2 separate regions of the Homo sapiens genome follow, and region 1 is linked to region 2. A link is an interaction called in ENCODE POLR2A ChIA-PET data of the cell type or tissue named here. Cell type or tissue: MCF 10A. All regions are shown on one strand.

Region 1 (4,000 bases), 340 kb before region 2:
TAACCAGAAATCATGTAAGCTGGAAGAGGCTGGAACAGTATCTTTAGAGTACTGACAGAATAAACTTTCAAGCTAGAATCATTTACCCAAAGAGAATATCAGATAATGAAAAGCTAAGAGAATTCATTGCCAGTGAATTTATAAAAGAAATATTAAGTGAAGCTTTACAGGCATAAAGAAAATAATATTCATTGGTTTTAGCAAAGCATATCTTCTATGAATTGATATAAACTCCTAGAGATTAAAGTCATACACACATCTCTTACATTTTAGAAGGTATGTATAACAGCCCAATTTTGCCAAATAAACAATAAACTCAATTCTCACCTGTAAAATTGACTTTCTGTTCATTAGTTTAAAGAATTCGGAGAAGCAGAAATTAGTTTACTATTTAATTCACTGAAAGAGAGTCTACTAGATGAAATACATTGAACCTATGAAAATAGTATGTAGATTTTATAGGATCAGTACCTGCAAGTAGGTCATAAAGCCTGACCTGATACTAAGCATTTTCTAGGATATTATCACCAAATTTCTAAACTCACAGGGTCTCACTTTGTTAACAATCTGATATTAGCTGCTATGTAAAAACAAAATAATTTATTATAACCAAGACCATCTGCCAAATGATCATTTCCAAAATATAAAACTCCAATACCATTGTTGTAAGAAGTGTTTATGATAACTCCTAATGATCCTTGCTGCCTGATATTCATGCCCTTCTGTAATACCTTCTTTGAGTGTGGGCTGGACTTATTGGCTCACTTCTAATGAATAGAATATGGCAGAGGCTGGCTGCAGTGGCTCAAGCCTGTAATCCCAGCACTTTGGGAGGCCGAAGCAGGTGGCATGGTGAAACCCCTTCTCTACTAAAAATACAAAAATTAGCCGGGCATGGTGGCATGTGCCTGTTATCATGGCTACTCAGAGGCTGAAGTAGGAGAATCGCTTGAAACCCAGAGGCAGAGGCTGTAGTGAGCCAAGATTGTGCCACTGCACTCCAGCCTGGGTGACAGAGCGAGACTCAGTCTCAAAAAAAAAAAAGAATATGGCAAAAATTATAACATGTCACTTTTGAGATTAAGTCATAAAAAAGACTGGCTTCTATTTGACTTCTCTCCTCTCCTCCTTCTCCTCTCTCTTTCTCTCTCTGTCTCTTTTTCTCTCTTATCACTGGGTGTATGGAAAGTCAGCTGCCATGTCATGGGTCAGCCCTATGGAAAAACCCAACTGGCAAGAAATTGAGGGCTGCAAACAACCACATGAGTGATCTTCGGAGCAGACCCCAATGTCACTACCAGTTGAGCTGTTAGATAAGACCACAGCCCCAGTTGATAGCTTGATTGTAACCTTGAGAGATACTTTGAGCCAGAGGCACTCAACTGAGCTGTGCTTGGATTCCTGATTCATAGGAATTATTTTAAGCCTCTAAGGGTTAGGGTAATTTATTACACAGCAATACATAACTAATATAGCTATTATTCAGTAGTTTAAATACTTATTCATGAAAAAATATTGATGACTCTTTCCACATAATATAGGGGAAAATAATTCTACTTGCTACTTTGTGCACTATGTATTTTTACGGATCAGCCAACAGACCAACATGTGGCAAGCTATTACATGGAGATTGAAAATCTGGCACCATGAATTATTCAACCACTGTCTCCAATGAACGGTCTGACACAGAGGTTAGATTTACCAGGAACCAAAGTAACACCTGCAGTATCCAACTCTTGTTACCATTTTGTAATCTTGGAGAATTATTAGGTTCTTTGAAAAGTGTTCCAGAGTAGCATCTTTAATTGTGGATACCAGGTTCAAGTTAAACAACTTTCTGCCCACACAAATGTTAGAATTACATGATGACTTACTAATTCTCCCACTGAAAGAGCTGTACACAACCCTTTGACTATCTGGCTAAGATAGATCTTTGGGGACTAATAACCTAGGGCTCCCTGGGACCTAATAATTATATCAGACTAATATGTATATATAACTCTTTATATATATATATATATATATAACTCTTTATATATATATATAACTCTTTATATATACATATAAAACTCTAAATAACATCTATGCTGAAGCCATGAGACAAAGAAGATGATGATGAAAATAACATTGGTAGACAGTTTAAAGTTTATAATATTATACTATTTGTCATTCATAGTTTCATTTCTTTCCAAAAATCTTGTGTGCTTGTTATTATAAGCCCCTTTCACCATGCTACACTCTGCCTTGCACATAGGACAGAGTTTGATAACTCTAGAACAATTTGCCTCAGAGTAGTTGTTAACCTCCTAAACTGTGAAATGCCTACATAAAAAGTAAATCATTCCATCATAATGAGAAAAATCCTACTATCCTACTGCCTTCCCAACCTACCCTAGGCTGGAATTTGAGATTGTTTCTATTCCACACTGCTTAAGAAAATTTTTTTTAGTTGCTTTAATCTGGCTTAATGAGCTACATTCTCTGAGCCAATGGCTACCTTTCCTACCAACACCATAAACAAAACTGATCATATTTGTTAAGGGAAAAGGCAGTCCAATGACATGGTAATGAGTCCTGACTGTGGAATGTTCATCTCCTGCAGAAATTTATGGCCCCATTCACCACAGCATCATACGCCTCCTAGAAAAAGAAGCAGTACGTAGTTTATTCCTGTCTGGAAATTGATGTGTAGCCAGGGGTAGCATGTGCACATTCATATCTGCCTAAAGCAGGATGTAAAATGTGCCTATGAATCAAACATACTCTAGTATTTCTAAATCACAGAGAGTCAGGACTAGCTGCAAGAGGCAAGCTTTTGTAGCTAGGCTGCACTTTGCTGAAATACTAGCCTTGATCTGTTGCTGCTCCATTCCTTGGACTAGATGTTCTTTATGGGTCCTTTTGGCTCTAATGTTGTAAAATTTGTGGATTAGCTAAGTTGGCTTAAAGAATCCTCCTGAACTGTGTTAGCCATGTATGGGATCTTTGATATCATCTGATATTTTTCTTAGGTGCTTTGGGTTAGGAGAGATAGTGCACATGGAAGAATATTACAGATTGACTATGACCAGCAAGGAGTCATCAAAATTAGTTGGGAGAAAAAAAAGAAAATGTTTGTATGAGTAAGAAAACAGATTACAAAATAATGTGTTTGGGGAAAGACCACTAGCAGTGTCCCAACTTCCATTCTCTCCTATTTCCTTTATATTAGAACTCATGCTTTTAAGCTGGGCACACAGCCATCTGAAACAAAGCTATATCTCAGAAGCTCACCAGGAGATATGGTTATATGTCTAAGTTCTGACCAGTGGAATGTAAGCTAAAGTATTATGTGCAACATCTGGGGAGTGTCCTGCTGGCCAGAATTCAGACAAGATGCCTGGAGCACAAGTAGCCATCCTGAACCATGAGGTAGAACTCATATGTTGAGGATGGCATATGATAGAGGAGCCTCGATCTCTGCCACCATGGAGTGTCATGGCAGCCAGAACTGCCTCCAAACTTCATTTACCTGACAGAAAAACTGCTCTCTTATTTAAATCACTACTATTTTGGATTTTCTGTGACTCATAGAGGAATTAACCTTGCTAACAAACCAGAGATATGTGTATCCCATTTTAATAAAATTATGTAGGTGTGTATGCTACATGTGTGCACGTGTGAGTATGTGTGTGTGTTGACTCTAGCCACTCAGCATCCATTCTCCCCTTTTAATATCATTCTAATTTCTTTGTAGGGAATTGCCTCTCTCCCACTGTGTGATGTCATTGTGGGATGGTCAATACACATGCCTATCCTCTCTCCAGGTAATTCAAGGGGGTTTCTGGAGGTCCCTTTCATCAGGTCATTCTTCTCACTGCCCTGTTTCAGTGGGAGGTAAGTTAGAATTTCTTAGACCTTGGTCCTTAATACTCTCCATTTCTCAGCTGTGTTCCCTCACAAAGGATTTATTATCCACACCAGCTTCTATGACATCTATAAACAGATGATTCTCAAAATG
Region 2 (4,000 bases):
GATTCTTTTTCCTTTTTCTTTCTCTCTCCCTTTCTTCTGTCTAGCTGACTTCATTGTCTTCCTGCTCATATTCTGTCTATGACCCTTATAAGACAGCAAACAAACCCACAATCAAGGCTCTTGCTTCATTGAAGCCCTGAGAATTGGCTACATGAGGCCTTTGCTCAAGGGACTTAATATTTAATGTGTTCATGATTGGGTTAATAAAACAGGGAGCAGGTGACAAATTTAGTCTATGGAAGCCCCATTCAGAAGAGTGAGCATTTGAGAGGGCTGGAAAGACATATCAGAGATTCTCATCAAACAGCGTGGTTTAGATGAAAGGTCACAAATTAAATTTAATGTGAACTATGCTAATATAGTTCATATTAAGAATATAATTTAAGCATATTACATCATGTCATCACTTCATATTGCTTTTGGAGCCATCTTGGAGTAGAGGGGCAATGTTTGCTGTTCCTTATAACAGAGGCTTTAATGATTTATTAAAAACAAATAATTACTAGGTTATGTACATTGTAAAAGTACATTTCCCATGGTGTGGATAAAGAGAAACGAATAAAAATAGGGCAGAATAGAAAAGCCAAGATAAGGTGCTTGTCACTGCTACTAGAATTCCCTCTCTCCAAAAAATTTTCTAAATATTTTCCAAACATTTTGACTTTACACCATTCATACAGTTTCTTCTATATTAGTGAAACTCTACTAGTAAAAAAAAAAAAAAAAAAAAAAAAAATTGAACCTGTACTTCCAAAATGTGTATTTTTATTTACAATTTATATCCATGTACTATAAATTCTTATTAAGCGTAAAATAAAGCACTTACAAAAACAGACATTTTAATAGGATGAGATAAAGTTAAAAATAAACTATCATTTAATTTTTTTTAGTTTTATAAAACCTTTTAAATATGATTATGTACTTTTAGTGAGAGCAGTGTGATTAAATGTGCTTCATTATTATTATTTTTATATATTTATTTTATAAAGACAGGGTCTTGCTCTGTTGCCCAGGTTGGAGTGCAGTGATGTGATCATAGCTCACTGCAGCCTTGAACTCCTGGGTTCAAGCGATCTTCCCAACTCAGCTTCCTGAGTAACTAGGACTACAGGCACATACCACCAAGCCCAGCTAGTTTTTAAATTTTTTTTGCAAGGATAAGGTCTTGCTATATTCCAAGGCTTATTCATTTTTTTTTTTTTTATTTTTTGGGACAGGGTCTTGTTTTGTCACCCAAGCTGGAGTGCAGTGGTGCCATCATGGTCCACTACAGCCTTGAACCCTTGTGCTCAGGTGATCCTCCTACCTCAACCTCCAGAGCAGCTGGGACTACAGGCACCTGCCAAATGCCTCGCTAATTTTTTGTATTTTTGGTGGAGATGGGGTTTCGCTGTGTTGCTTAGGCTGGTCTCAAACTCCTGAGCTCAGTTGATTCACCTGCCTCAGCATCCCAAAGTCCCAAAGTGTTGGGATTCCAGACTAAGCCACTGTGCCTGGCTTTTTCTTTTTTTAAGAGATGGGGCCTTGTTCTGTTGCCCAAGCTGGTCTCGAACTCCTGGGCTCAAGTGATCCTCCTGCCTCTGCCTTCTGAGCTGCTGGGATTACAAGAGTGAGCTACCTTGCCCAGCAAATATGCTCCATTATTTTTAACCTTAGCTTAATTCTTTGTGATACAGGGATTTTAAGTTTCCAAGTAAGTTATTATCTTTTGTCTCATTGTTATAATTTATATACAATAAATTGCAACCATTTTAAAGTATACAGTTTGAAGAATTTTCACCTAAGTAGCTTATTTTGATATTTTAATAGCTGATGTCTAATATACAATATATAGTTATGTTTAATAAAATATTAAAACTATATATTAAAAAGTTTTCCTGATTATTTCAACCTTGTATATAAAATTTGTTTTTGTCAGCTCTTTTTAAGATCCGATTAGATCTTCAGTTTTTACTTATATGGCTGACTAAAGTAAAACCACAGAAGTGTCCATTTTACTAGTTTTTGTTTGCACATGCTTATATTATTAGTGCTGTTTTAATCCACGTTTTCTTTCCAGGGATCTTTTTAAGCCATTTGTCCATTTTGTAAATGAGTTCAGTTAAACCAAGATAATCTTGTTTGTAAATCCACTTAGCTGGGCCCAGGTGCACTCCAGTCTTTCACAATATGCTGAAAGTGAAGAACTGAGTGTGAACACTTCCCTTGGGAGGAATTCCCCTCTTCTTTCTGAATGCGTCATGGTTCCATTACCCTGTGATGCAGGAAAGGCAGCCATGAGAATTCATATAATAAACATTAGGAGAGCTTACACATTTTTAATATAGTTTAGTAGTTTTAACATATATATTATTATATACTTAATATCTGTTATCTATTTTGTATAGTACATTTAGCATATTTAAAAGCATACACTTATTTTTTACAGAGAAATTTTAATATGTTCTCCTGTGCCTCAGTGGCTCTTCTTGTGGACCTAACTCTATCAACCATTGTCAGTTTGTTGTTTACAATAAAGCCACATAACCCCTTTTCCAAATAACATCTTACAGAGGGGCTAATTATGTAAAAATAAGCTGAGCTGCTCTTCTTGAAAGGGGGTTGTAGAGCTGAAGTCTACCTGGTCTCATCACCTGCCGTATCCCTTTCCCACCTGCTGCTCTCCTGCCTTCCTATCAAGGCTTGCAAAGCACAGTTGGATTCAAGATAGAAGGAAAAGTTTCCTCTGATCATAGTATTAGGTATCATTGTGCTTCTCCTTTGCTAGCCCTTTGTTTTTATCTTATGGACACAGATTCTTGTCAGTGATTACATTTCTTCCCTTTCTTTAGGAAAGGTTTTTTTTTTTTTTAGACAGAATCTCCTTCTGTCACTCAGGCTGGAGACGTGCAGTGGCATAATCTTGGCTCACTGCAGCCTCTGCCTCCCAGGTTCAAGCAATTCTCCTGCCTTGGCCTTCTGAGTAGCTGGGTTTACAGGCGCCCACCACCACACCTGGCTAATTTGTGTATTTTTAGTAGAGACGGGGTTTCACCACATTGGCCAGGCTGGTTTCGAACTCCTGGTCTCAAGTGATCTGCCCACCTCAGCCTCCCAGAGTGCTGGGATTATAGGCGTGAGCTACCGCGCCCTGCCCTAGGGAAGTTTAAAGCCAATTCTATCTCGTCTTTTGCAGTACAACAGGTCCTCAAATAACGTTTCATTCATTGTTGTCTGCTTATGATGATGGGGAAGAAAAAAAAGTCGATTCTCAGCTGTGGCCACTCTTTGTGTGGAGTTTGCACATTCCCCACATCTGCATGGGTTTTCTCCAGGTATTCCCCTTTCTTTCCATATCTCAGTGATGTGCATGATAGGTTCATTGGCGTATCTACAGGGTCTCCATCTGAGTGAGTGTGGGGGTATGCGAGTGCACCCTGTGATGGGATGACTGTCCTGGCCAAGGGTTTCCCTGTGGAATAAGTGGATAAATAATGATCTTCCTTGTTTTTATTAATCTACCTTAAATGTATGTATAGCTCACATTTATTTCAGTGTTGAATATTAGAAGTATTTTAGGTCATTATTTAGAAGTTTGGTGATGTTTTTGTGACCAGAAAATATGCTGCAGGAACTTAACCTTTGTTTATGTCAATTAGTCTTTGGTAAAATTGGTTTCATTATATATTGTTTGACTGACTGAAAGTCGCAGTTTCTAAGACCTTATTGATGATGGTAAGGACTGACTGTATGTAGAAATACATGGACTGTACAAATACTGTTTGTAGAAATTGAATAAATTTAGAATACAAGGCCTACTTTTGGCTTCACCTTGCTTTCTTACCTTTATTTACTTTGCTTCCTGTTTCTTCAATTTATAGTTTCTTTTTAAATGAAACAAGTTTATTTTAACTTTCTATATTAAGTGTGTCTTAAATTACTTTAATCCTTCTTGGAATAAGTACAAAGGGCTTTGAAAATACCGCCTATTGTATTGTTGCTCATAAACGAACCTTAAGAT

Evidence for each region. Peaks named below come from ENCODE experiments on the same cell type or tissue, not always from the same donor. Only the 100,000 strongest peaks of a DNase experiment are listed, where the experiment ranks them.
Region 1: POLR2A ChIA-PET joins it to region 2 with 6 read pairs; 3 of 35 experiments call an interaction of 5 or more read pairs at or near these places.

Annotation. Positions count from the first base shown.
Region 1 is chr7:112,398,965-112,402,964 of GRCh38, reverse strand. No RefSeq gene overlaps it. Among named protein-coding and RNA genes, the nearest start is that of IFRD1, 49 kb to the left of the region's middle. In MCF 10A, no CTCF peak of the experiment used is centred here; no DNase peak of the experiment used is centred here.
Region 2 is chr7:112,054,761-112,058,760 of GRCh38, reverse strand. All of the region lies in intron 1 of DOCK4 (dedicator of cytokinesis 4), which reads left to right. Among named protein-coding and RNA genes, the nearest start is that of DOCK4, 150 kb to the left of the region's middle. In MCF 10A, no CTCF peak of the experiment used is centred here; a DNase peak (open chromatin) is centred at 2,190.